Linked DNA regions of Homo sapiens: region 1 is linked to region 2. The links are chromatin loops, found by intact Hi-C in ENCODE. Cell type or tissue: GM12878. All regions are shown on one strand. Links, peaks and the distances in the headings refer to the core of each region. The heading gives the core; the rest is flanking DNA.

What was found. Hi-C counts contacts between places; a loop is a spot of excess contacts. Peaks named below come from ENCODE experiments on the same cell type or tissue, not always from the same donor. Only the 100,000 strongest peaks of a DNase experiment are listed, where the experiment ranks them.
Region 1: it touches region 2 in a loop (4-fold over the local background); 6 of 110 quality-filtered maps call a loop at or near these places.

What each region holds. Positions count from the first base shown.
Region 1 is chr9:138,019,337-138,023,975 of GRCh38, reverse strand. CACNA1B (calcium voltage-gated channel subunit alpha1 B) reads right to left here. Exons shown (of 47, transcript NM_000718.4): 19 at 165-965. Among named protein-coding and RNA genes, the nearest start is that of CACNA1B-AS1, 75 kb to the right of the region's middle. In GM12878, for the core only: a CTCF peak has its summit at 1,467 (motif pointing right); no DNase peak of the experiment used is centred there; H3K27me3 peaks cover 510 bases.
Region 2 is chr9:137,668,164-137,674,496 of GRCh38, reverse strand. The region is part of intron 1 of EHMT1 (euchromatic histone lysine methyltransferase 1); the gene reads right to left. Among named protein-coding and RNA genes, the nearest start is that of EHMT1, 52 kb to the right of the region's middle. RefSeq lists an enhancer at 951-1,060. In GM12878, for the core only: a CTCF peak has its summit at 1,498 (motif pointing left); a DNase peak (open chromatin) is centred at 1,346; H3K27ac peaks cover 1,021 bases.

The DNA of each region.
Region 1 (4,639 bases), core at 260-2,759, 350 kb before region 2:
CCACGTGAACGGCATGCAGAGACCCCAGCCCCGACGGCTCTGGACATGGCAGCGTGGCCGGGGCTGCAGCCTCCGCCGTGGACCCCATGGCCGCAGCCACCGCTGGGGCCCGCGCCGCCCCGGCCAACCCTTCCCTCCCTGACCCCGCCCAGCCGCGGACTCACCGGGGCTGGTGGTTCCGGAGCTCCTTTTCCTTGTCGGCTTCCACTATCTCAGCCTCCTTCTCCGTGGCCTCCTTCTCCGTGGTCTCCTTCTCCACAGCCTCGTGAGCAGGCTGCGCCTTGTGCCGGGCCCGGTGCCGCCGCGCCGGCTCCTCCCCGCTCTCCGCCTCCCGGGGCCCCGCTCGGGGGCCGCCGCGGTGCCGCGCGCGCCGCTCGCCCTTGGCGCCGGCGCACTCCTTGCTCGGATCCTGGTGCCGGTGCGCGCGGTGGCGTCGGGGCTCCCGCTCGGCCGCCTCCTCCGGGGAGCCGCGCCGGTGGTGCCGCCGGCCGCCCTCGGGGCCTGGGCCTCGGCCGCGCTCGCTCCGCGCCTCCGGGGGCCCCGCGGCCTCCTTGCTGTGGCTGCGGTGCGGCCGCGGCCGCTCCTCCCGGGCACCGGGCTCCCCGCTCTCCGCCTTCGGGGCCTCTGCTCGGTCCTGGTCCCCCGCCGCGGGGGTCTTGTCCTTGTCGCGGTGCCGGTGGTGCCTGCGCGGAGGGTCGACGCCCTCGGGGGCCTCCGCAGCCTCAGGTCGGGCTTTGCCTCCCACGGGCCCCCGCGCGCCGTCGCGGCCCAGCTCCACCACCAGCGGCCGGTCCAGGTGCGTCTTCATGTCGGGCCGCAGGTGGCGCGTAGTGGCGAAGCGCAGCCGCTCCTCGGGGTCCATCTCGCTGTACAGCGCCTCGCAGCTGGCCCGCAGGTTCTGCAGCCGTAGCTGGCTGGCCCGCTGCTCCCACACCGAGCGCGCCTTGGCCGAGTTCTGCTGCCTGCTGCGGGGAGACTGGCGGTGAGCGCGGCCCCGTCTGCCGCCCGCCCGCCGCTCTCCAGGGAGGCCACAATGCACACACAGCAATGGAGTAATGGCGCAGGGAGGTGGGAGGCGTGGCCGCGGGAGCCCCCACACCCCTCGGGGGACGCGGATCAGGTGGGGAACGCCCAAGGGAACCGAATTCAGCCCCGCCGCCCCCCCCCCCCACGGTGTCCCACAGGACCCGCAAGGTGAAAGCACCAGCCTGTCAGGAGGACCCTGGGGGGCTCAAGGAGGCCGAGGGGTACAGGACAGTGGGAATGCACCAGACAGGCCAAGCAGGTGGGTGGGCGGCTGGCCAGGAAGGCCACCGCGGGAGGGAAGGGCATGTTACAAAGGGCAGGACGGATGGAGAGGCAGGAGCCAGGGAGGCCCTGTAGCCTCCCTGGGAGCTGGCCCCTGCTGCAGCACCAGCACAGCTGCTACAGGAAGGGCGGGACACGCGGCCCCTTCTCCAGAGGCACTTCCCCATCGCTGCCTCCAGGAGGCAGGCCACCAGCCAGGTGAAAAGGCTGTTTGCCAGGGAACCCAGAGGGCAGTTGCTGTGGCAGAGCAGACAGCAGCCAAGGGAGCACCTGGCCCTTTCAGGAGCAAACGCAGAGCCTCTGCCAGTCCCCGAGGTGGTCAGCCGCAGCCCCGCAGCTGCCCCCTGGCTCAGTGACCAGGAGCCCAGAAGTCAGGTCTGAAGCTGGAAATGCCACCTCCCGTGGCCACCAATGCCCTCCTCTCTCTTGACTCCATGGAGAGCCCCTCCCTCTACTGGGAGCAGAGCCAGAACATGGTCCTCGGAGCCCTCCAGCACCAGGGATGGCCAGTGGTCCAGGCTCGGCCCTCACTGCATGGGCTACCGAAGGCCTTGACCCCTACTCCAATGTCATGGGCCCAAGCACCTCCTCTATTCACACATCACACATGGGGCTCCATAGCCCAGAGTGCACAGGAAGCCCTTTGCATTCTGGGCCTTCTGCTGAGTAAGACCACCTTTGGATAAGGTCTTATTATCCCAAAACTAAGCCCCACCATCGCCAGGGAGAAACCTCATCTGAGGCCAGAGGCCCGCCCTGGAGCCTCCAAGGCTGCTGGATGGCCTTGGCGGCAGCAGTGACTACACCAACAATGAGGGCCATGGCATCTGTGTCCTGCAACTGCCACGTGGTGCTCTGGGCGCAGTGCCCACTTCATCCAGTCCTTACAACCACCTCAAGAATCAGGTGCTACTCTTGTCCCCATTTCACAGATGAAGATACTGAGCCTAGAGAGAGGATGTTACTTGCTCAGGGTCCCACAGTGAGTCAGGATCAGACACAGGCAAGGGCAAAAAGGAAAAACATTTCTAAAGAAGACACGAGTCCTTGGCCAGACCCCAACTGCACTAACAACACAGGCTACAACCACGGCCTGCAGAGGCCCAGGCCGGCGGCCACCAGCTCCGGGGCCCTGAGCCGCTGAGCACCACTCTGACCTGCAAAGACAGAGCAGCCAGATGTGGGAAAGCCCAGTCCCTGCAGCCGGCCCACCCCAGGCAGGTGAACAATAAATCCTGCCCCTTTGTAGAAGTCCAGGCTGCAGTGGGAGCAATGTCCAGGGGCAGCACTTTGCACGAATGAAAGCGGAAGTGTGGTGTCTGTGTCTCACCTGGGAGCTTGGGTGGGGTGGGGGCAGGCAGGGCTACCTGTAGGGGCCGTCTGCAGACCCCCAGCCTCAGTTGAAGCCCCAGGCCCTGACCTGTATCCCTGATGCATTTAAACTGTGCTGCCCCTGCTCCCAGGGGTGCCCTACAACTGACCCACAGAAGACCCACCAACCCCAGCTGGGACCAAGACAAAAGGGCTCTACTGCCAACAGTGCTGAGTGGTGTAAAACAGAAGGCAGCCCCAGGGGCTTGCACCAGGCACAGGAGCCCTGTGAGGGCGGAGGCTGTTCACTGCCTCAAGCCTCCCAGTCCACTCCAGTGCCCGAGAGGGGCCTGGGCTCTGAGCCACTTGGTCAGCAGGGTGGCCCGCTCTGATGAAGCCGTGAATCTTGGGGACCAGCATTGCAGTTCCAAAAAGACAGGCAGTGAGGACCATGGGGAACATGCAGAGGCACAGGGTCTGTGTGAAGGTGGGGTGGGCTCCAGACCATATAGCTCTGCCCTCACCCTTGCATTCAGGTGTGGCTCCTTCTCGCCCAGGAAACACCTGGAGCAGGGAAAGGCCAGGCTGTCTGCTGGGCTGAGGGCGCTGTCAGGCTGGCAGGCTCCCCCGTGACCACCCAGGCAGAGCAACATGCTGAGCAGCCTACGCTAGGGCACCTGCCCGCCCCCCGCAGCCCCACTGGTTCCACCTGGCCTGTTCCTTCCGGGCCTATCTGCCACTGTCAGCCCTAACGTCACCAGAGACTGTCTGCATCTGCCCTCACTCGGCCAGCACCACCAAGTTCCTCTCTGGAGGTATCCCCTAGGTCTCTGAATCTGCGTGCCGGGCCTCTCTGCATGGTGTCTTAAGTCAGCCTGCACCTCCCCTGGCCCCTGTCTCTGTCCTTGCTCTATCTGGCACATATCCACACCAACTTAGAGTGAAGTGTGGCTGGTGATTAATCCAGGCAAAGTCCTGGTTTAAAAGGGTTCTTTAAGGAAGTCACATGGACGACTGGCACCCCTGTGTCCTGGCCTCAGCTGGTAGGCACAACCCAGCTGTTCCAGGGAGGAGGGCTCAGCCATGCTCAGCTGGGTGCTGTGGGGAACTACAGGACTTGGAAGTGGCCTCAAGGCGCTCTGTGGCCCTGCTTTGAGGTCTCTGGGCTCAGACAACCCGGAACTGCTGACAATATGAAGCAGCCCTGGTGTGACACCATGGATACCTGCCATCTGCATTTTTTTTTTTTTTTTTTTTTGGGAGACAGAGTCTCGCTGTGTCGCCCAGGCTGGAGTGCAGTGGTGTGATCACGGCTCACTGCAACCTCTGCCTCCCGGGTTCAAGCAATTCTCCTGCCTCAGCCTACCGAGTAGCTGGGACTACAGGCGCCCGCCACCACTCACGGCTAATTTTTTGTATTTAGTAGAGACAGGGTTTCACCATGTTGCCCAGGCTGGTCTCGAACTCCTGAGCTCAGGGAATCCGCCCACCTCAGCCTCCCAAAGTGCTAGATTACAGGTGTGAGCCAGCGCGCCCGGCCACCATCTGCATCTTACATCTTATTCCACCCCGCGGATGGATGCAGGATCCAGCATGCTTTCTTGCCCCAGGAGACATCAGTGCCTCTGACAGCCAGCAGCAAACAGTGCTCGTGGAAAGACTGAGCCCAGCTCCATGCTGGCTGCCAGCAAGGAAGCACTGGGCAGGGCGGGGGCGGCAGGGGCCTCACCACCACTAGGACAGGGACAGGACACCTGGCCACTTCCATCAGGGCAGGTGGCCTAACTGCACCTGGCCACTTCCATCAGGGCAGGTGGCCTAACTGCACCTGGCCACTTCCATCAGGGCAGGTGGCCTAACTGCACCTGGCCACTTCCATCAGGGCAGGTGGCCTAACTGCACCTGGCCACTTCCATCAGGGCAGGTGGCCTAACTGCACCTGGCCACTTCCATCAGGGCAGGTGGCCTAACTGCACCTGGCCACTTCCATCAGGGCAGGTGGCCTAACTGCACCTGGCCA
Region 2 (6,333 bases), core at 16-2,515:
GCGCTGGAGCCGAGAGTCAGGGCATCTGGGGACACTGGCCAACAGTGAGATTCTCCGTCAGCCTGCAGAGTGTGGGAGAGCCAGAAAAGGGGACGGAATTCTGAGAGATTTTACTGTGGGTTTTAATTTATATCATGTTGGTGCTCTTTGATAGATGCCAGTGAAGAGCACAATCCTGTTTAATGTCTTTCGGCACCTGGAATTTGGTCTCAGAACAGGGCTCGATGGAGAGGTTGGCCTTCAGGAGGCCCTGGTGCAGGCGGGTCACACGTGCAGCCCCCCTCGCCCCACCACTGCCTCGTAAAGGGCAGCATGTGTTACGGTGCTGGTTTTCTAAGCTCACTGCGCTCCAGACCCTGTGAGGAATGCCTTGGTGTTTTAGAACGTCTCCCTGCCCACCCTGGATCGCCCCACTGCCTCTCTCCACTAACCGTATTTCAAACAGTGTGTGAAAAAAGCAGCTTTAGCTGGTCAGCACCTTGTCTGGGCCTCCTGGGCTCTATTCCAAGACAACAGATTGTCCTGCCCCCAATCAAGGCCTCAGCCCCCAGGCTCCAGAGAACAGTACAGCCCTAGGAGGGACCCACAGACTCTCAGGTCCTGCTAGTATTGGCTCCGGGAGGCTAAGTAATATGTTGACACATACAGATGCTGTTTTTTAATCTTACTATATTCATAGTAATTGTGTCATTTTCCATCTTTTCAATTCATACATACTCTCACACAATTACCACCATGAAATGACGGGCCTTAACATTTTTCTAATGTGAGAAACAAGTTTTGAAGACACTGATGAACACTGGCAGCCCCGGCCAGAGCCTCCCTGAGGGCAGGGCCAGTGCCAGGCAGGGCAGCAGCGCAGTTTCGCCAGGAGTTGTCTGGTGTAAAGCACAGGCTGGGAGTGCGGGTCTGAGGGAGGGACACAGACATGACCTCCACACACTCCCTGGCACATCCTCGAGGCCGGAGCTTCACACTGCCTTCAGCTCAGCCACCAGGGACACTGCAGCTGGACACAGCTGCCCTGCCTCCCAGGACACCCATCTCCTCTTCAGAACAACATGAGACATAAAAATAAGGCTGTACAGAACTTACACACCATGAAAAAATGAGAAGCCTATTTCTTTTTTCAGATCAGAAGAGCAACGTGAGCAACGGTCCTATCAGAAATACAACAAATATAAAAGCAGCAGTCGAGAATGGTGAGGGACCACAAACCCCTGGGGACTTGGTCCAGGCCAGCTCTGAGCACCACCAGGCACCCAGACTAGCACACAAGTAAGGGGTGCTCAATAAACACCTGCTGGGAGGTTCCTACACACTCTAGGATGTCACTCTAAGATGAGACAACCCTGATGCAAAAGGAAGGTAAGGTTCTTTGCTAAGCACTTCAAAGCAGAATCATCTTAAATTGGCAAAAAAGCAACCCATATAAAACTGGTTCTCAAGCTCCATCCAGCCCGGTGTCAGCCTTCGGACCTAGAACAAAAGCACCACCTTGTGGTTAGAAGTGTAAATGCAGGCTTAAACCTGCATGCAGAAAACCACAAGGTATAGTAGTAATATTAATAAATTCTCTGCAATCGGTAAAGTTCCTGGTAGAAGACCACATTCCTACTCATGTCAGAGATTGTTTTTTAAATGTTTCCACAACACTGCTCTGTAATACGATTGAGATAGCATGGGAAAACAAACACACACTCATGGCTGAATTTCATTCAAAATCTCCATGTTGATAAAAAGACATTAAACCTAAGGAGTTGACTATTTTGAAGGATATGACACAAAAATGTGAAACTTATCCCCAATCAGAATGTCAGCTCTACGAGAGGCAGAAACTGGTTGGTTGGTTGGTTAGTTCACTGCAGTACTGCGCCAGGCGCTTTGGTTTACGGTAAAACAACAATTCCCAAACTTTTCATTCTCAAGACCACGTCACACTCTAAACACACTGAGTACCCCAAAGGGATTTTGTCCACGAGTTGCCAGAATGGCACCAAGTTAGTGTTACCATGTCAAAACCTCCTGTACAAATAAAATAAACCTACTACGTGCTAACATAAAATTTACTTTATGAAAATGCCACCGAGTTAGTGTTACTATGTCAAAACCTCCTGTACAAATAACAATAAACCTACTACATGTTAACATAAAATACTTTATGAAAATGGCATCAAGTTAGTTTTACCATTTGTCAAAACCTCCTGTACAAATAACAATAAACCTACTACGCGTTAACATAAAACACTTTATGAAAATGAAGTATTCTTTTAAAAAAAGAAACAAAAGTGATACGGTTTTACATTTGTGCACCTATCTTTTCCAGTCAGCAGAGCCAGATGCTCACACCGCCTGCTGCACGCCCTCTATGGCACTATCACACATCTCGTGCCTGACACTCAGCACAGAATGAGAGCGAAAGGTAAATAATGCTTCACATCTGTATGTAGCCGGAGCCCTGGAAGAATCCTGGGGTCTCTGCACTGTCATGTCTGCTGGACAGGAAGTGCTGGGGGAGCTTCACTGAGTGCAGGGAGAAGGGGCGCAGCACGAACACAAGGACTAAGGGGCCACGGCCTCTCCACAGCCACATGTCGGGGCAAGGCCTGGACCACAGCACTGCAGGGTTGGGGTCCTTATTTCATCAGGATTCCAAGTATAGGATTCAGGCCCAGGCACAGTGGCTGATGCCTGTGATCCCAGCACTTTGGAAGGCCAAGGCTGGTGGAAAGCTTGAGCTCAGGGATTCAAGCTCAGCCTGGGCAACACGGCAAAACCCCATCTCTACAAAACATACCCAAAAAATTAGCTGGGCATGGTGGCACACGCCTGTAGTCCAAGCTACCTGAGAGGCTGTGGTGGGAGAATAGCTTGAGCCCGAGAGGCAGAGGTTGCAATGAGCCAAGGTCACACAACTGCACCCCAGCCTGGAAGACAGAGCGAAACTCTGTCTCGAAAAAAAAAAAAAAAAAAAAAGAAAGAAAAGGATCCAACTCTTCGGGTCTTTGGGTCGCTTTGTTTTGACAGGGCATTATCTAACTTCAGGGTCATCTTCCCTTCAGGTTTTTACTATATGTTTTCTTAAGTGATAAGCGTTAATCATATGAATTGTTACATATAAATGAGGGTTTCCATTAATTTTTTCTTACTGTAAAGCTAATACATGCTCTCTGTAAAAAAACTTTATTATATTCCAAAACATACAAAATCACTGGCAATCCCACAATTCAGAAATAACCAAGTTAACTTTTTGTATATTTCCTTCTGCTTTTTTCTTACACTGAATGAAAAAAAATTAAGAATTTCCGCTCACTTATTAGCTATAAAAGGGTTAACAGAATAATTATACGGGAAAACAGTTAACTATAGGCAAGACACCCTCACTAATCTGTAAGTCAAGCACACGGTGGCCCTGGAAGGGTTCAGAGTTCTGACACAGCTCACGGCCCGGGACAGCCCTCTGTTACATTCAACCACGTGCACAGCGGCTTACCCTGGAACAAGAGTCACACAACAGTGGACGATGACAAAGCCAAGCCAAGACCCACAGGCCAGAGGGTGTGGCCACAGGAGGTAGGGCAGCAAGAAAGAGAAAAGGTAGCCTGCACTCCGAGAAAGCCCTCCCAGAAGGAAGACGGCGGCAAAGGCGAGCGGACAGAGAATGGAAAGGCAGCTCTGGCTTCTCCTTCCCCTGGACACAGCCCCCAGGAGAGCGCTAAGCCCCGCTAGACCCCAGGGAGGCTACACGAGGAAGACGCGCAGACAGGCCCGTAGGAACTGGAGCCAGGAGGGGCAGGGCCTCAGTGAGGACTAACTGGTTCCCTGGGCTGATATGCTGCAGACCTGCCCCCAGAAGGACAGGTGGCCAGGGAAACCAGTCAGAAGAGAGAGGCGCAGATGGGAGACTGAGGAAGTCAGAAGGCAGAAGCACCTGCAAGAAGGGCAAAGAGGAGGGAGGCAGATGGGAAGCCATGAAGGGAGCAGGAAACGGAGCTCGCACGTGGGCACAGGACACCAGAGTCCAGAGGCTGAGCTGCACCCAGCACCGGGGGGAGGGGGCAGGATAGCAAGGCCCAAGGACTAAGTGAGGACACTACCGGGTCAGGGCAGGAGAGGGGACTAGCCAAGGGAGGAAGGCTACCGACAGAAACCTTAACCAGGATGGTTTTGTTGCCCTGGGGGTGGAGGTGCAAGGTCTGACTAAGGATCTAAGGGAGAATGAGGGAGGATGCACACACCATGAAAAAAACACAAATCTTTGGAGGAGTTTGGCGCAAAGAAGGGCAAAGAACTGACGTGAAGCTGGTGGGAAGCAGGATCAAGAAAAGCTTTTTTCAGCCCAGGCGCGGTGGCTCACGCCTGTAATCCCAGCACTTTGGGAGGCTGAGGCAGGCGGATCACTTGAGGCCAAGAGTTAGACACCAGCCTGGCCAACAAGGTGAAACCTCATCTCTACTAAAAATACAAAAACATTAGCTGGGCGTGATGGCACACACCTGTAAACCCAGCTGAGGCTGTGTGGGGAGGCTGAGGCAGAACAATTGCTTGAACCCGGGCGGCAGAGGTTGCAGAGAGCCGAGATTACGCCATTGCACTCCACCCTGGGCGACAGAGCAAGACTCCGTCTCCAAAAAAATCTTTTTGGCCCAGGCATCATGGCTCACACCTGTAATATCAGCGCTTTGAGAGGCCCAGATGGGAGGATCACTTAAGGCCAAGAGTTCAAGAACAGCCTGGACAACATAAGGAGATTAATTTTTTTTTAAAAAAAGAGAAAAAACAAAAGCAAAGCTTTTTTTTACATAGGGACACAAGTCTGTGTACTAAAGGCAATGAATGCTCCGAAGAGAGCAAAAAGTGAAGGTGGGGGAGGGGCCAGGGAAGAGCTGCTGGAGCGGCTGCGCCCTGGGTAGACAGTGGGTGGAGTCGGTGAGTGCACGTGCTGTGCGGGGCGTCTTGGGAGGAGTCGAGTGCACGTGCTGTGCGGGGCGTCTTGGGAGGAGTCCAGTGCACGTGCTGTGGGGGGCGTCTTGGGTGGAGGTGAGTGCACGTGCTGTGGGCGGCGTCTTGGGTGCAGTCGTGGAGTGCACGTGCTGTGGGGGGCGTCTTGGGTGGAGTCCAGTGCACGTGCTGTGGGAGCGTCTTGGGTGGTGTGGGGTCCACGTGCTGTGGGGGCGTCTTTCCAGGGGTCCTCAGTCTGCTCTTTAAGCAGGAGACCAGCACCCAGCAAGCAGTAAGCACTGGGCGAGAAGGGTGCAGGGTGCGAGAGGGAAGACGAGACATGAAGGATACATCAAGAACCTACTTCTAGGCCGGGAACAGTGGCTCACGCCTGTAATCTCAGCACTTTGAGAGGCCTAGGCAGGCGGATCACCTGAGATCAGGAGTTCAAGACGATCTTGCCCAACATGGTGAAACCCCGTCTGTACTAAAAATAGAAAAATTAGCGGGGGTCAGTGGCGCACGCACGTGGTCCCAGCTAATCTGGAGGCTGAGGCACAAGAATGGCGAGAACCTGGGAGGCGGAGCTTGCAGTGAGCTGAGATTGCGCCACTGCACTCCAGCCTGGGGGACAGAGCGAGACTCCGTCTCCAAAAAAAGAAAACAACTTGGCATTTACTCCAGTACTTAAAACAGACAGTCACCATATGAACCAGTTATCCCATTCCCGGGATAGCCGAAGAAATGAAAACCCAGGTCCACACAAAAACTCGTACATGAATGTTCATGGCAGCACTGTCCATTAACAGCAAAAAAAAAAAAGAAAACACTAAGTTAAGTGAAAGAAGTCAGGCACGAAAGACAACAGAGAACAGGCAAATCGACAGGGAAGGAAAGCAGATGAGTGGTTGCCAGGGACTGGGTTGGGGGAGTGGGGGACACGGGAAGGAACTGCTAATGGTATAAGGTTTCTTTTCAGGATGATACAAATGTTCTGGATTTCTGGTGCTCTGTCCACAAATATACTCAAGTTTCAGTACTAGTAGTTCTGGTATATAGTAAGTCATTAATATGTGATGGTTGGTGAATAGATGGATGTGGACAGGTGAATGGATGAGTAGGTGGGTAAATAAATGGATGGGTGGGTGGTGAGGTGGATAGTAGACAGTAGATGGATGGATGGATGAGTGGGTGGGTGTATGTGCCAGGTGGTGGGTGGGTGAGTGGTGGGTGGGTGAATAGAAGGGAGAGGAAGGAGAATGGAGGAAGAGGAAGAAAACAGGAGGAGAAGGAAGCAAGGATTTTTCTTCTAGCAGGATCCTGCAAGTCCCAGGTCAGTTAGACTCTCTGGAGTAGACAGCTGGCGCCCAAAGCCATCAGCACTCCTTGTCT